Regions from separate parts of the Homo sapiens genome. Here region 1 is linked to region 2. Evidence: chromatin contacts called from ENCODE Hi-C or POLR2A ChIA-PET data. All regions are on one chromosome and are shown on one strand. Each heading gives the region's core, a stretch centred on a gene start or an enhancer-like site at or near the end of the contact. The rest is flanking DNA. Distances are from core to core; before and after follow the strand shown. Region 1 has its middle 130 kb from the start of TOP3B. Region 2 has its middle 41 kb from the start of IGLL5.

The links. A loop is a pair of places that touch in the nucleus more often than their neighbours do. ChIA-PET counts read pairs that join two places held with the same protein, here RNA polymerase II (POLR2A). Pooled maps may share reads with other maps.
Region 1: a pooled map shows a loop between it and region 2 (6-fold over the local background). The contact joins two enhancer-like sites. A Hi-C loop is called at or near these places in 2 of 50 pooled maps. POLR2A ChIA-PET finds 5 or more read pairs at or near these places in 2 of 52 experiments (GM12878 and activated B cell).

What each region holds. Positions count from the first base shown.
Region 1 is chr22:22,110,069-22,113,030 of GRCh38, forward strand. It overlaps IGL. Among named protein-coding and RNA genes, the nearest start is that of TOP3B, 130 kb to the left of the region's middle. RefSeq lists an enhancer at 1,195-1,274 and a silencer at 1,595-1,664. Within about 2 kb of position 1,428, at least 9 of the 41 ENCODE cell types and tissues checked have a DNase peak (open chromatin) inside an H3K27ac peak, as active enhancers do; they include GM12878, where a contact is called at or near this core.
Region 2 is chr22:22,927,447-22,930,347 of GRCh38, forward strand. No RefSeq gene overlaps it. Among named protein-coding and RNA genes, the nearest start is that of IGLL5, 41 kb to the left of the region's middle. RefSeq lists enhancers at 1,059-1,108, 1,459-1,588, 1,839-1,898. Within about 2 kb of position 1,370, at least 7 of the 41 ENCODE cell types and tissues checked have a DNase peak (open chromatin) inside an H3K27ac peak, as active enhancers do; they include GM12878, where a contact is called at or near this core.

The DNA.
Region 1 (2,962 bases), core at 178-2,677, 820 kb before region 2:
ACTGTACCTGCATCTCTCTTAGAAATTTCTCCTTTGCTCTCACCCCTATTATCAGCATGCAGCTAGCTACATTCTGACAGGTTAACTTCAGAGTGAGTGAATACTGGGTGTCTTAAGGGGCTTTGTTCTGGCATAGGTATTTACCCTAATCTCTGTTCGTATCTAGCATGTGTGCTTTGGGTGGTCTCTGGGGTGTGAGATTTTCCAGAACTCCCTTTTCTCAGGGGCTGCCCCTCCTGCTTCTGTCTAGCTATCTGCCTACTCTAAAGTTAGTATTAGTATGAAAGCTTTTATGAAAAACATTTTTTTCCAAGAAAAGGGAGGCATTTTATACTGGTGAAATAAGGTGTTCAATGACAACACATAACAACTGTAAATTGTATGCACCTAATAAAATAGCTTTAAAGTATTTGAAGCAAAACTGTCTCTTTTAGCAGAATTAAAAAGAGAAATAATCAATCCATAATCATATACACAGATATTAATACAACTCTCTTATTAACTGAGTGAATGACATGGAGAAAAAAGAGTATACATACAAATACGTGAAAACCATGATTAACAAAATCAATCCAGTGACACCAGGAACCCAAGCCTGAAGGGTAGTTGCTTGAGTATGCATTCATGGATGAACGCATCCAATGAATCATCACAGGAACAAACAATTGAGGCCTTCGTTTATGTATTTCTAACTGATGTTAAGTTTTTCCTTCCTATTCTGTGAGTAGAGGTGGATCCCTGTGGAAGGAGCTGCCCGGGTCTTTGCTCCAGAAGCTGTCTGCATTCTCCCCTCACTGTAGCCTCGTCACATTAGGCCATTGTTATATTTCCCATATGTCCTTCTTCTAGTAATCCAGGAGCCCTCAATGAAAAGGCTGTTTATTAATACCAGTAGCTCAGGACAGAGCAGGGGCATGGCTCATGGATGGTTTGGACCAGGCCCTTAGATGACTGCACTCACATGATTCCCACTGAGACTGCAGTCTGGCCAGTGAGCAGCAGGGGCACTGTGGGTCTGTCTCACGGTCTGCACAGTGGCTATTCATAGCTGTGCCAACCCCTAAACTCCCCAGGGCTGGGCAGTGGAGCCTGCACTCACTGAAGCCGACTCAGCTGCTGCATCTTCTCTGGGTGTGGTTCCAGCACCCACTTCCTCCCAGGTCCTGCCAGACTCTCTCATCCACCAGTCCCCAGGTCTTGAATAAATGCATAGAGTGGGGTGGGGGCAGGCAGTGGGTGGGACACATTTGCATCCATAACCCTTCCTCTGTGAGGCCAGTGGAGGGGATAAGAGAGGCCTAGGGCAGCCACTCCAGCTCTGGACCTCGGGAGGGCTGTGTCCACCATGGCCGGGGCCCCTGCTCCTCCCTGCTGCTCCCCTCTCACTTATCAGGTAGGGACAGGCCTCAGATTCCTGGGAAAGCCTCCCAGTCTGAGTTCTTGCCCCGTGTTCCACTCTCACATTTCATCCCTGCTTACTCACCCATGAGCATTTGTGTTTGCAGGTTCCCCCCACCTCGGCCTGTTCTGACTCAGCCACCCTCCCTCTCTGCATCTCTGGGAAATTCTGAGGCTCACATTTACCCTGAGCTGTGGCTTCACTGCTGGTGGCTAGCACATATCCTGCTACCAGTAGCATCTAGGGAGTGCTCTCTAGTATCTCCTGAGAGATGATATATCTCCAGTGGGATAGATATCTCAAGAGTGGGCTCCTGATAAAAGGATAAAGTTCAACCCTATTTACTCATTTTCACACTCTTCTTTGCCCTTTTTCCCTGAGATAATGCAGCAGAAAGACCCTTGCCAGATTTCAGCATCTGCTTGTGGACTTCTAAGGTCACAGAAATCTCAACCAAATAAACTTTTAGTCTCAGTAAGTTACCCAATATATGGTATTCTATTGTATCAGAAGAAAATGGAGAAAATGGACTAGGACAGCACGTGTAGAACAGTCTGCTAATCTGACTCAAGTAAGCACCATGGCTCCAGGGTCCCCGGTCACTTTTCTAAATCTAAAGATGCCTCAGCCAATGCAGTAATTCTGCACATCTCTGGGCTGCAGCCAGAGGATGAGGCTACTACATATCTCAGCAGCCATGGCACTTCCACAGTGCTCCAGAACCCCAGGGAAGTGAGACTAGGACCTCCCCTGTGTTCTCTCTGCCTGGTGCAATCACCACTGTCCTGCCTGGGACCAACTCTGGCTCAGGGATTGATTCCTGTTGTTACTTTTTCAGCCAGTGTCTAATTTTCCTAGGATATATAGATGTAAAATGTGTTTTTTTCTTAAAATGTTAATTTGATATATTTTTCATATCTTTTCCCCTTATGATGCCTACAGTGGAGTAGGTCAGTTCTTAGAGCTAAGTTTCCCTCCAGGAAGATTACAGAAGAGGAAGGAGATGAATAACCTACACGTGCTGTCCTAGTCCATTTCCCCCATTTTCTTCTGATATAATAGAATATCATATGTTGGGTAACTTACTGAGACTAAAAGTTTATTTGGTTGAGATTTCCGTGGCCTTAGAAGTCCACAAGCAGATGCTGAAATTTGGCAAGGGTCTTTCTGCTGCATTATCTCAGGGAAAAAGGGCAAAGAAGAGTGTGAAAATGAGTAAATAGGGTTGAACTTTATCCTTTTATCAGGAGCCCACTCTTGAGATATCTATCCCATTGCCAGGATAAGGGCACTAATCCATTCATGATGGTGGAACCCTCATGACCTAATCACCTCTTAAAGGTCCTGCCTCCAATTACTTTTACCATGATAATTAAATTCTACCATGAGTTTTGGAGGGGATATTCAAACCATACACATGTCCAAACTAGGGCCTAGACCTGACTTAGAGATGTGTGTGGTCTGAGAACTTCTGATCAGCTGGTTGGTCCAGCATGCCCCAACCCCAGCTCCACTGACCAGCTCCAGGAGTGAGTGAGGTCACCTTCCTCACAACTGCTCATT
Region 2 (2,901 bases), core at 120-2,619:
GGCTGCTGACCACGCTCTCCTGGTGCCGCCCTGCCCAGCACCGATCTGGGACACCACGGGAGCCTGGAAGCAGGGGCTGCACCCCTCACGTCCTCCGATGTTCAGCCAGGTGCTGGGCTGGGTATCACTGAGCCCCTCGATGGCCACTGCTCGACAGTGGAACTGCTCCCGGCTCTGCTGAAGATGCTACCTCACCTGCCACCTGGCCCAGGGCCACTTCCAGGGAAACCCTGCACTGGCGTCTGTCCTCTCTATGTCATGGGATCCCAAACCACCCCAGGAGGCACGTGTCCATGTCCCGCACACCTTACAGATGAGGAGACGGAGATTCGGAGACCAGCAGCCTGCCCGAGTCCCACAGCTGCCCAGGGCTGCACAGATGGTGGGCACTGGGACTCTGATCCAAGGTCAACCCAGAGCCAGCCCCTTCCCTAAGGCGTGCAGAGGAGGCTGAGCCTGCCCAGGTCCTGCAGGTGTTCAGGGCAGCACAGTGGTTGCCCAGGCCCCTGACCTAGGCCACCCTTCCATCCTGAGGCCGTGCCTGGGCAAGGCCAAGAGATGGTGCTGAGTGCATGAACCCCCTTGTGGCTCTGTGGGATGGGCAGACCTGGGCTCCTCATTCTCTGTTGACTCAGTGGGTGAAAGAGGCAGGCAGGAGGGCAGCCATGGGGGTGCCCTCTGAGTCTACAAAGCAGAGCCAGGACAGGTGTTCATGTGCCCATTTCACAGATGAGAGGACTGAGGCTCCGATGGGAGGGGTGATGACCCACCTAGGGTCACACAGTAGGTTACCGGCTGACCCATGCCCGCCTCTTTTCATGACTCCTCGGCCCTAAGGGCTTTTCATTCATTCATTCATCCATTCATTTGTTCAGACTCACTCATTCATTCATTCAACAAACTCTCAGCTGTGGGCCAGGGGCTGGTGTATGCAGCCCAGGACCACCTGCCCTAGAGGAGCTCACAAGCTTGGAGAACGACATGGAGACACCACTGCCCCCACCCTGTCAAGTCTCCAAGGTTGGCACTCTGCCCAGGGAGTGTCTGGGGCAGCAGGAGCATCTCCCCACACTCAGGAAAAGATTTAACTGAAAGAACCATCTGAGAGAGCCCCAGCTGTGATCCTTGGGCCACAGTGGGAACATCACAGTCCCTCACTGACCCTCACAGTGACCCTGAGGCCTAAAGCTGCCATTGCCCACCTCACAGAGGGGACGTGAACCATGATGGATGCACCAGCGCTGCCCAGGCTCCACCCAGTTCAGGAGTAGCCGAGTTGGGCCTTAGCCCACGCCTGTCTTCACATGCCACTGTGTCTAGCTCAGACCGGGGCCAGCCCCTCACGAGTGATGGCCTCATGACACCGAAGGAGGGTTGGTCTGTGCTGGGGGAACCCCTCAAGGTATAGGGAAGAGTGTCACAGTGGGGGATGGGGTGAGAGGAACTCGTCCTGGCCCTGGCCCTGCTTAGCTGCAGCCTGGGCTGAGGGAGGTGTTCTGAGTCAGATCAGGGAGGGGCCCTGTGGCTTCCTCTACAGCAAAGCCAGAGCCCAGAATAGCCTGGGAGGGGGTGCAGGGGCCCTGCTGGAGGAGAGGGGGGTGGCTGCTCAGGGCCCTGCGGGAGGAAAGGACTGGGAGCTACTATGAACTGAGTGGGTGACTCTCCCATCAGGCCCAGCCTCCTGTGGGGCCTGCAAAGCCACCAAGAGAGTGTCCCCAGCCAGGCCTGGACAAAGGCACCATTACCCTTCAACCCCCATATTCACTGAATCCAGGGGCAAGAAGGGGGACATCGACACTCACCTGGGAACAAGCAAACCAGCTCAGATGCCCCATAACGAGGCCACCAGATCCCAGGCAAGCCCCCATTCCTCAACACAAAGGTCCAAAATCAAGTTTCCAGCCAACTAGAACATGCGAATTTTGGGGACATAGAGGAAATAATCACCATCCACTCGCAATGCCCACTGCTAATGACACAGCACAATGCTGAGGATGTTGCTCCTCCCTCCCGACATGTCATCCTCTTCTCCAGAGTCTCTGTCACACCAGGGCCAGGTTCTGGATTCCCCACCCACCCCGCCTGCAGGACACGAGTCCTTGATGTTGACCCCACACCCTGGGCTCCATCCCTGACCTAAGGACCAGCTTCTACGGCCCTGAAAGAGTCGTGTGTCATGACTTGACACTGGTCCTCTTCCCTGTGCTGAATGAGACGTGAAGGAAAAATGACCCCAAATCTGCCCAGGATCCCCTGCGCCACACGTGAGATGCTCCAGTTCCCTCGGGGATTCAGAAGCATCCCTAGCTGGCATCAACGGAGGCCGGGAAGACTAGGTCTTTTCCCAAAATGCTTAGTTATGCAAACACCTCAAAAGGCACCCGTACCTCTTGTAACAACCCAAGCGTGAGGACTCCCTCTTTCTGGGGTGATCTGGGGAAACTGCTCTCCTACATGGTCATCTTGAGGATTGCAGATGGGCCACGGAAATGTCAACACAGTGACATCAGCAGGGGCAGTAGGGTCAGGATCAGGGTCAGTCTTTGTCACTTGGTCACTTGGGACCACATCAAACCTGACCCTGTTTGGCCAGTAATTTCACAAGGGTGGTCTCCCCAGGAAACACGTGGGCTGGGCAAGGTCTGAGGGGAGGGGGATGACCTGCATCCTGCATTTTCCAGGACATTCCCAGTTTGTGCCACTGACTCTGGAAGCTGAGGTGGATGCTAGAGCAGTGTCCAGCCCCTGGTGACCCTTAGCCCCATCCAGGTCCCCAGACCACTGGCCACCAATCAGCTGCAGTTTCCCAGGTGCCTATGTGTACCCAGCCTCAGCTCGGGACCCAGGCCTGGCCGTGCCTGGCCCATTGTAGCAGTAATGGTGGGCTCTGCCCAGAGACCC